Regions from separate parts of the Homo sapiens genome. Here region 1 is linked to region 2. Evidence: chromatin contacts called from ENCODE Hi-C or POLR2A ChIA-PET data. All regions are on one chromosome and are shown on one strand. Each heading gives the region's core, a stretch centred on a gene start or an enhancer-like site at or near the end of the contact. The rest is flanking DNA. Distances are from core to core; before and after follow the strand shown. Region 1 overlaps KLF12 (KLF transcription factor 12). Region 2 overlaps KLF12 (KLF transcription factor 12).

Region 1 (5,885 bases), core at 1,443-3,942, 47 kb after region 2:
AAAGACTAAAAGGCAGAGAAATAAACTACATATTAGAAACTAGAAATCAGGGAAAGCCAAGACAAACCATTAAGGGTGGCTCTATCCTTGAAATAAAAGGCAGAGAAATAAACCACATAGCAGAAAGTAAAAATCAGGGGAAGCCAAGACAAATCATTAAGGGTTGCCCTATCCTGGAAAAAATGTGCACCTCAACTGGGTCAGAGCAGGAATCGATGAAGAGCAAAGAGAAGAAACACAAAGTGGAAAATGACCTTTAGATTCTAGTGCCAACAACTGATCGAGACAATTGATCTTTACAAAGTTTTAAGCAACTGTGAAAGCAAAAATATTTAGTCTTGAGGTACGACATTAGACAATTTGTCTTAGTAACAAAGATTAGGCTTATATACTGTACATATGGTCCTTTAATTTCCATTCCATGCAAATGCTGGCTAAGTTTTCAATGTACTATTAAGTCACATTATTTTTACTACTTTACTTCTTCACTGTGGCATTATTCATCTTCCACACAAGGAAGTGAATGTATTATAACTCACAATAGAGATCATTAAAAGGCTCTTTCAAATTTATTTTAACATATGTCCCTCATCTCTTTGAGTATATGACTATGTTCTCTGCAATAGCAATAATAATAATAATAATTTGTCTAAATAAACCATATATCATTCTTGTTTACTTAGAGTCTCTTTGGATAAACTTTTTCAATACTATTAGCAATTCAGATGACCACTTCATTCTCACTCCAATTTCTGTATAACTCTTTCAAAAACTCTAAATATGTTCATTTACATATTATTTTTCTTCAAGAATCTAAATGGAACTCTTTAAGAGCAAGAAATAAAAGTTAACATATTTATATCAAATTTTATATGAAGAGCAAATACCCTGTATTTTCAAACATACAGTTGACCTTTGAATGTGGGGGGTGAGGGTCATAGGAGTTGGGGCGCTGACCTCCCATGGAGTCAAAAATCCACGTATATCTTTTGACTCACCAAAACCTTAAATACTAGTAGCTGACTATTGACCTAAGCCTTACTGATGACATAAACACTTGACTAACACCACTGCTATATGTATGTTACGTGTATTAAACACTATATTCTTATAATAAAGTAAACTAGAGAAAAGTTATTTAAAAAATCGTAAGAAAAAACATATTTACTATTGATTAAGTGGAAGTGAATCATCATAAAGATCTTCATCTTCATTGCCTTCAAACTGAGTAGGCTAAGGAGGAGGGGGAGGAGGAAGAAGAGGAAAAGGAAGAATTTGTCTTGTCCCAAGGTAGCATAGGTGGAAGAAAATCCATGTATAAGTAGACCTCTACAGTTCAAATCCATATTGTTCAAGGGTCAAGTATATGTGAAAATTTATGTAAATTAATCATTCATTTTATGAGAAAGAATTTTCCATAAAATCCAAAACACAGAAATGGCATGTTAGATTTTCTAACTAGAAATTAATGTGTAAAATCCAATCACTTCAAAAAAAGAAACAGAAAATGCAATCGAAAACAAAAATGTAATAAACACAAATATTTGAAAAAAAGTTGATAAAACAGATAAATCATCAACTAGTTTTTGAAGATATAAAAATACAAATATGAAATTAAGAATCACTTTTAACTACCACATGGAAATTTTTAACATATATTATCTTTAAATTTCTGCTACTAAATTTAAAAGTAGCTAGAAAATTATTGAAGGTAAGTGTTAATGTCAATTTTTTTTTTTTTAAATAAGAGACCTAACTGGATCAATCACTGCAAAACAGCTTTGCTGGAGTGCAGGGAGCACTGGGGGGAGTAAGTAATTGATTATTTTTAAAAGCTAACAGATATATAAGGTTTCCCAACATTTGAAGAATAGATAATATATTTTGTAATAATTTTTAAAAGAACAGATTATTTGAATGCTGTAAGAAGTACTCTAGAACACAGGAAAAGATGGGAAACTTCCTCATGTATTAGTTAAAAGCAACATACCATGATGTCAAATCATCAATATTTCAAAGAAGAAAATTGTAAGATGTCCAAAAGCATTTGATAAAATTGTAAATCTATACTTGATTGTAATTCTTAGTAAAATAAAAATAAAAAGACAGTTCTTTAACATGATAAAATGTTAGTTCAAGCCAATGGAAATTTCCTACAAGAACACACCAACAATGACCACTTAAGAAATATAAAGAGCAAGGGGAACATTCACAACAGCAACTACTATCAAGTATCTATAGAACTGAAATTATGAAAACCGATCCGTTTTTACTAAAAAGCAACATAGAAGCTTTTAATAAACTGGCAGTATATATCACATTTCTAGAGAAACAAAATAATTAGGAAAGTCAAATGGAAGAATGAAGTGAGAATCATAGCTAAGACTTTTGGGGAAAAAAACAGGAAAAAGTATAATATTGAAATGATGTGGGACTAAGAGAGGATAGTAAACTTTAGCCAATGCTTACAAGATTTTCAAATTTTTCAAGAAAATTTGGAAATCTAGATTTTCTTAAGTGAAATGTCACATGTTTCTCTGTAGGCTTAAGTCTTTGAAAGCACTATTTCCAAAGAAAGCATTTCTGTACGCTAAATTGGCCAGAGTGGACCTCTGCCCTATACACACCCAACACTTCCTGCCTCGCCCAGAGCTCAAGTTGCTTCCTATGTTGGACAGCCCCGTCCTCTTTCTCCACCCAGTCAAATGCAACCCACCCATCAACGTGTGGCTTACAGGCCAGTCCTCAACAGATCATTCTTAGAACCTCTGGTATGGCTTTATCATTACTCTCCCTCTGCTACAAGAATTACAGTTCTAACAATAGATTGTAATAACAAATAGTAACCCAATGTATTCTGTCTCTTCCTCTAGAATTGAGAGTAGGAACAGTGTCTAATAACAATACCATCTACTATCTTACTGGCCTTTCTTTATACCAAACACTGAAATGATGCTTTCTACAGAGTTTTTCTGTAACCCTCCCAACAAATGCAAAACAGGTATTTTTCCTACTTTACAGGTAGTACAGTGCTCAGAGGGGTAAGCAACTAAACAGGTCCTGGAAATAAATGGATTCTAAATTCTTTTTTGCCAACTTCACCAATCATATCACAGCTGGTTGGTCTCGGTTGAGTTAAATTTACTTGGGACCCTGTTCTCAAATGAGGGCACTGAGGTGAGAGATACAGCAAAGATAAGAACAACATTAAACATAAGAACTCAAGGGTTTGTAATCTGCAAATAGGATATGAGTACTACATGAAGCCCAAGAAGACGTGATGTATTCTAGTTGTGTATTTGAAATTGACTTCAATAATATAAGTTACATTGGAAGGCTGAGGTGGGCGGATCACCTGAGGTCAGGAGTACGAGACCAGCCTGACCAACATGGTGAAACCCCGTCTCCACTAAAAATACAAAAATTAGCCAGGCATGGTGGTGGGCGCCTGTAATCCTAACTACTCAGGAGGCTGAGGCAGGAGAACTGCTTGAACCCAGGAGGCAGGGGTTGCAGTGAGCCAAGATCCCACCATTGCACTCCAGCCTGGGCGACAGAGCAAGACTATGTCTCAAAAAAAAAAAAAAAGTAAGAATAATAAGAATAATATAAGTTATATCAAAAATTAACCTTTTGCATTAGCAAATTTTATTGATTCACTTGAACTTGATGTACTCAGTGAAGGAAAAACAGAACAGATGGTACTGTACTGTAGCCTGAAAGAAAATTTGAATCATAAGACAACTTTTGAAATATTCTTAATATTCTTGTCATTTAAGGTACCAATAAAGTTCTTATAATACCTAATTTGTATGTTTTGTTGACATCAAAAATGAATCACCTTATAAGAGGCTTCTTTTAAAAAATTAAATAAATCTTTAAAATATCTATAATCAATTTACCTTCAGAGAATTTAAAGTAATTCTAATGTAACCTGCTGAAAAATTCTAAAGCTACAAGCATTTGGGGATGTTTCATGAGCTGTGACTGAAAAAGGAGAACACAACCTAGTAACAAAACTCTTTCACAAGATAATCTGAAAAGTCCAATTAATCATTCACCCTAAAGAACACATTTTTGTTTAAGTGTCTTTAAAAATTCAATAGAACATCTCACATTGAAAAACATTTGTGCCAATGGGGAAAAAAGGTCTTTTAAAAGTACTATGAGTTACTAAACCAGAAATGTATTATTTTAAAGAAGTTAAAGAAATCCTCAAGATGATGTTTTCCTCTTTATTTTTAGACCTGTGAAAGATATGTTTTTAAAAGTTCCACTTATAAAAAAGGCAAATATATTACAGAAAACTAGATCATTTTTTGGCTATTTCTAAATTTGTTCAGTATTTGTTTAAGGCTAGAAAGTCATAAGCTTCAACCAATCATATTTTGGCTCAGATTTTAAGTTATTCATATTTAATATCTGTTCTTTATAGCAAAAATACATGACTCTTCTGCAAAAAGAAAAAAGGAACACCCAACTTATTACCATAGAACAGGGGTCAGTGGACAATGACCTATGGACCAAACAGAGCCATGGCCTGTTTTTGAAAGGCATGCTCCCAAAGAATAGTTTTTACATTTTTAAAGGGCTGTTAAATAAACGTTTATGTGTGTGTGTGCATCTGTGTGTGTGTGTGTGTGTATGATATGTATGCATGACAGTGACCTTATGTGGCTAGAAAAGCCTAAAATATTACTGTCTGGCCCTTACGCAAGTTTACTGACCCTGTCAGAATATAAAAAGTTCTTTATACAGGCATGCCTTATTTTGTTACATTCCATTTTACTGCACTTTGCAGATATTGTCTGTGTGTGTGTGTGTGTGTGTGTGTGTGTGTTTTGTTTTGATTTGTTTTTTTACAAATTAAAAGTTTTTGGCAATGTTGAGTCGAGCATGTCTGTTAGTGCCATTTTTCCAACAGCATGTGTCACATTTTGGTAATTCTTGCAATGTTTCAGACTTTTCTATTATTGCATCTGTATTGGTGACCTGTGATCTTTGATGTTACTATTGGGACTGGCTTCGGGGCAACACAAACCCTGACCTTCTAAGACAGTGAACTTGATAAATAGATGTTGTGTGTGTTCTTACTGCTCCACCAACTGGCAATTCCTTCATCTCTCTCCCGGAGACTTAACAACACTAAAATTGGGCCAATTAATAAACCTCAAAGGCCTCTAAGTGTTCAAGTAAAAGAAAGCATCACCTGTCTCTTACTTTAAATCAACACTAGAAATGAGTAAGTTTAATGAGGGAGGCAGGATGAAAGCAGACAGACCGAAAGCCAGGCCTCTTGTGCCAAAGAGCCAAGTTGTGAATGCCAAGCAAAAGTTCCAGAAGAAAATTGAAAGTGTTACTCCATCAAAAACATGAATAAGAAAACGAAACAGCTTTAATGCTAATGACGGAGAAAATCTGAGTGGTCTGGATAGAAGCTCAAACCAGCCACAACATTCCCTTAAACCAAAGCCTAATCCAGGTCAAGCTCCTAACTCTCTTTAATTTTGCAAAGACCAAGGGAGGTGAGAAAGTTGCGTTGGAAGCCGGAAGAGTTTGGTTCATGAGGTTTAAGAAAAGAAGCCATCTGCATAACATAAAGGTAGAAGGTGAGGCAGCAAATGCTGATGGGGAAGCTGCAACAAGTTATCCGGAAGATCTAGCTAAAATCACTGATGAAGGTGAATATACTAAAAAACAAAAACAAACAAACAGATTTTCAATGTAGACAAAACAGCAACCTATCGCAAGAAGACGCCATGGAGGACTTTCATATAGTTAGAGAGGAGAAGTCAATGACTGGCTTTACAATCTCAAAGCACAGGCTGACTGTTAGGGAATAATGTATCTGGTGACTTTAAATTGAAGCCAATGCTCACTCACTA
Region 2 (5,355 bases), core at 500-2,999:
TAGCCTAGGTCATGTAACACTGAGGGAGGAACTAGGTTTCAAACACAGATAGGTGGGTTCTGGAGCCTAGCTTTTAATCACTAAGACAAATTTCATGATCCTTAAGAAACTTCTAAGTTCCAAAGACAGATGAAATCAAGGTCCAGAAAAATTTAATATAAGCATACTACAGTTTTTCCTAATTGCCCTCTAAAGTGGCACGCCAGTTATTGCACACAGTGACTTTCAATTAGACTCATCCATCTAATTTCCATGATACTTCCTAGACTGTGAGACCACAGATAAAAAAAACACTCTGGGGTCTCAGTTTCTTCACCTGTGATTAAAAACAATCCCAATGATGTCCCAAGTTCTAGCAAATAATGAAAAATTACTCTGCAACCTCTGCCATAACTTCCAAGTATCCCGAGGCTAATCTGATCCTTTTCCCACTGAAACATGGTGGCACTCTCTGAGCAAAAGTCTTTAATTTGAAGGAAGCATCCTCCTAAATAAAGGTTCAACTACTTTGAATACGTAAAGTATTGTAGAAATCAAGGTCACACATGATTTTTATACCTTGACGTTATATGATAGCTTTCTGAAACTTTTAACTGGAAAAAATATAAAAGTTGTGCCTTTCTAACCATAAATTTTAAGAAGTAAACAAAAGAATATATGAATACATAAGCCTTAGTCACATATAAACACCTATACTACATACTTTGGTGGGGTTTTTTTGCACTAGTGCTTGCTTTCAGAAGAAAAGTGCCAGCAGAGTCTTCCTCAGTTGTCTTGAGACTGTGGTTACCCTATTTCTAATAAACAAGGCAGCTTCCTGTCTCTGGCTTCTCATTGCTAAATCAGGGTTGAATTCTGGCAGCTTTCATAGCCCTGACCCCTGAGTGCACCCATGTTAAAGAGTGTCTGCTTTGCTTCATTCCTTATTGTAAAAAACGACTCATCATGGAGCACCTCTTGTTTTAAAATCTTGCTTTTCATCAGTGAAGCTCAAAATGAGTTAATTTCTTACACTCAAAACTTAGTCTCTCATTTTCTCTATATTTGTCTCTATTTGGTTGATGTATCTGGACTTTTTCTAAGTCTCTAAAGGGATGAAGCTGTGTACACTTTTAGATCGTTTCGGAAGTGGTTAAAACAGCATCCTGTAGATGATTTTATGATCAATCAAGTATTCATTTATGCTTTTCTCTTAAGCATCTTTAGTGACTGAGCCCATAAGGCAAGAGTTCATAGTCAGACAATTAAAATGCACTTCATGTTACAAAACAATTTTTTTAAACAAGTGATAGAACTTGTTCTTAAGGGCTTAAAAATGCAATTTACAAGTATTTTCTTCCACTTTGGGGTTGTTCTGAAGTAATTTACTGTGCAGCATGATATTCAATTTGTCTTCAATATGCTGATAAATTATCTATAAATCTGTCTTTGTTTTGCTTGTAATCTCTTACAGAGCTGTGTCAGCAAAGGGCATCCTTTGCATTTCTGACCCTTTTGTGTTAAAAAAGAAAAACGAAAAAATCCATCTAGCTCTAGAAACAAAAGATTTCATCTCCAGCTTTTCACCATCACCATTTTCCTAACCCACAGGAACCTATTTTGTTGGATGGTTGGTCCCTTGACAATGAGACCCCACTTGAAATAACCTGAAAAGGCTAGAGATCCTCTTCACCCACTTTCTGTGTGGGCCATTACACAAGCCCTCATGCTTCCCAGAGATGTCAGAGCCCCAGCCGGTGTGAAATGGTGATGCTGTCAGTCAGCAGGAAAATTTTTTGCTTCGGAAAAACCTCTCTCTCCGAGCTTCCTCTGTGCCGCACCTCCAGCTGCCTCGGTGCACCATGTCAGGGTGCTAAAATAGCTCAGGCTTGATGACTTCACTAGTTCTCACAAACAGGCCAGTTGGCAGAACTCTAATGCAGTCTGCTCCTGAGTGGAAGACATTTTTTTTTCTCCCCACCATCCTCTAATATGAATACTTAGTTTCATTTTGACTCTGGAAGAAGTCTCCTTTCTGGGAGTCAATTCAGCACAAACTTAATGCAAACGTTTCAAAATGCTTTAAGGAGGCTTGAACTAAAGAGCTACCCTAAAGCCAATACCATGCATTCAGACTGCACTATTATTTCCTATGCTAACCTTCAAGGACATCAAAACTGCTAGGTAAATTAACCTTATTTAACAACCTTCATATTTCATTTATCTTAGGGCCAAATATCTTCCTCAAGAATAGTATTAATAACTGATAATCAGCCAAGATTTTAATGTCTTATTTCTCAGGTTTACTCCTTTCCCACAAGTAAGGAGGTCAACAGAAAATATCAAAGTAAAAATTAACTACCACTACATGTACTCAGCATAAAATGACAGGGGGCCTTTAAAGGCAATGTCCTGTAATCACAGCAAACTTTAGTGATTAATACTCAAATAGATTTGAAATTTTTTTTACAGTATAAGGTACTCATGCACTAAAAAAGGTGTTCTGTATTAGACTACCAAATTTTATTTTAGTATTTATAATTTTCCCTTATAGTTTTTCACTTCCTTTTGTAATTACCACATACTAGCAAAAAAATACTGCAAGAAAACTAGAACTTTCTGATGTTCCAGTTTCCTAATTCAGTGCTGTGCCCAAGCTGCCCTTTGATTCCAAAAGACAGCATTTAGATTAACTGCTTCAGTGCCCTGTGGACACAAAATTTATGCCCAAAGAAGAAGCTTCCATATGATTCTATAGACATGAGCTAATAAAATAATTTGGTTCACTGGTTTAAGATGGTTCCTCTAAAAGGGGTGCAATATCCCTGTCCCCAAAAGAGGAAAAAAATCACAAACATTCTATTCCCAGCACCCCTCAGTTCCTCTCACTATCTGTCCATTACAAACAGCATCTAAATACCACTGCCATCTTGCAATGGTGATGATGGAAAACCACCCCTCTCCATCACCAAGAAAAACATCACAGGGATTCTCAGAGAACACATAGGCTCATATATAACTGTATATTTTTAAAATGCATTTTACCATACAATGATTTGTTCATTCCATAAACATTTGCCTAGTACCTTGCATGTAGCAGGTATTACATATGATTTTCTACAGGCATGAACAGTGTCTTCGTGGATTTCACTCACTCAATATTAAGTATTATAAAGTCACATAACTTTAGCAAAATGAGACATGGGTGGCTGCAATCGTTTTGTTTATGTTAATCCAGTGACTTACAAAATTTGGTGTTGATGATACATCCAAAGAAGCATTGGAGTCCAGAATTATAATAACCAGGGACATTTTGGACATAGTCCAGAGACATGACCCTGAAATTAAGAGTTATCATGTCTCTCTGCTGTAGAGGCTAATAAACAAAGACACAATGGAGATTCTGAATGCTGAAAGGTCAATTATAAATGTCATTACAGACACAATAATTCACAGAGGAATGAAATAGGCTGAGTAGTTTGTGATGCTGACTGTACTAACCATCAAATTTTAGACCATAAAGGACCTTAGATCTAAAAATCTCACACTGTACTAATGATGTCTAGAAAGTCTGTGTGATTTGTACAAAGTCACAAAGTCACACAGGTACTAAGTTATCTCAGAATCAATGTTAGTTTTATTCATCCTGCATTCTTCCCATCATACTACTCTAAGTCTGATTCACACACACTCATGTATACGTTATTCTACTGTTTTTGACTCATACACAAATATACATGTACACACATACACATACTTGTCTGCCCAATTCAAACAAAAACACACACTTCAGTACTCTGCTTCTGATTCATATATACATAGACACAAACATTATACTCCCATATCCTGATTCATATACACATACATTCCACTATCCTCCATCTGCTTCATACACACATTTTACTGATTCATACATACAATCTGCATATATGTATATTACTCTGTATCTGATTCTTACACACACACACACACACACACATGTATATATATATATACACACTGTATACTACTCTGTATCTAATTCATATGCACATACATATTGGCATGTATATACACACTGAAATTTAAAACAGCAAATCATGGTCATATTCAAAACACATATATTTTAAAGTGAGAAATTCAGGTGTGAGCCAGACACTTGTGTAACTATGTCAAAGTTACTATAACTTATACAATGAAGTAATTTATCTGGATCTTCATTTACCTCTATAAGAGTCCCCCAAAGAATTGAAAGAAATAAGACCTATCATGATGCAGAAATTCAGTGAACCCATAGGCATCCATCTACATGAAAATTTTTGTCAGGTCAAGGATGAGAATATGAGTGTTTGTGTGTTGTACTGTTTTCTGTAATATGGGATAGAGAAGTGGATATACACAGAATCCAGGGACAGAGGATCATATTCTGTGTCCTTGTTCCAGGATAAATTCCCAGTTTCTGAGCCCATGAAGCAGTGTAGGAGTGACGTGAGGGAAGTGCATGAGCAACGTGGCTTGGGACCGCAACTACAAAGTGTGACCTGAGGAACATCCTCCCCTCTCCTCAAGGGCTGGCAACGTAGAGGGCTCTGAACGATCTCTCTAGACATGTGACATGAGGATTCTAACTGGAGTTAGAATCTCAATCATGAGCCCCTCACAGAGGTTTTATGAAGAAGGGGAGCAAGCAGTAGACAGAGATGGAGAAGACTCTTCAGGGTAACTAGCTGATACAGTAATTCACATGTACATAGAAGACATTCCTGGGGACGCGGACATAAAAAGATTAGGGAGACTTTATGGAGGCTAGAGGTCCTGCAGGAGCAGGGAGGTGCATAAACAGAAAATGTGGATTGTTGTGGATTATATGCTCCATCCACATCCACAGGTCAGTAAGGCCCGTGGACCTGCAGGCAACACTGAGAAGACAAGACTATGAAGAGGAAATATGGAACCCAACATCTGTGGGTTTCAGACTGTACGATGTTATTCTCAAAAAGTCGACTGAAGCAGATGGTGAATATTATGAACACTTGTTTTCTTAAGCTACTTGCTCTAAAAGTCCAGCACACTTTTCTTTATCCATAGTTTTTCTTCATTATTAAATATATCCATTACCAACTCGTAAATACATTATATTGAAAGAGCCTCTGTAGGCTGGGCCTGGTGACTCAGGCCTATAATCCCAACACTTTGGGAGGCTGAGGTGGGAGGATCGCTTGAGCTCAGGAGTTCAAGACTAGCCTGGGCAACATAGCGAGACCTTGTTTCTACCAGAAATCAAAAAAATTAGCCAACACGCACCTGTAGTCCCAGTTACTCAGGAGGCTAAGGTGGGAGAACGACTTGGGCCTGCCTAGAAGGTTGATGCTGCAGCAAGCCATGATCCAAACAATG

Evidence for each region. Hi-C counts contacts between places; a loop is a spot of excess contacts on that map. ChIA-PET counts read pairs that join two places held with the same protein, here RNA polymerase II (POLR2A). Pooled maps may share reads with other maps.
Region 1: a map of aorta shows a loop between it and region 2 (5-fold over the local background). The contact joins two enhancer-like sites. A Hi-C loop is called at or near these places in 12 of 168 maps with a recorded cell type or tissue (B cell, aorta, cardiac septum and 8 more), 4 of 37 single-sample maps with no recorded cell type and 10 of 50 pooled maps. POLR2A ChIA-PET finds 5 or more read pairs at or near these places in 8 of 52 experiments (B cell, CD4-positive, alpha-beta T cell, OCI-LY7 and 5 more).

Annotation. Positions count from the first base shown.
Region 1 is chr13:74,107,580-74,113,464 of GRCh38, forward strand. The region is part of intron 1 of KLF12 (KLF transcription factor 12); the gene reads right to left. Among named protein-coding and RNA genes, the nearest start is that of KLF12, 24 kb to the right of the region's middle. Within about 2 kb of position 2,693, at least 2 of the 41 ENCODE cell types and tissues checked have a DNase peak (open chromatin) inside an H3K27ac peak, as active enhancers do; they include heart right ventricle, where a contact is called at or near this core.
Region 2 is chr13:74,061,267-74,066,621 of GRCh38, forward strand. All of the region lies in intron 1 of KLF12 (KLF transcription factor 12), which reads right to left. Among named protein-coding and RNA genes, the nearest start is that of KLF12, 70 kb to the right of the region's middle. Within about 2 kb of position 1,750, at least 22 of the 41 ENCODE cell types and tissues checked have a DNase peak (open chromatin) inside an H3K27ac peak, as active enhancers do; they include heart right ventricle, where a contact is called at or near this core.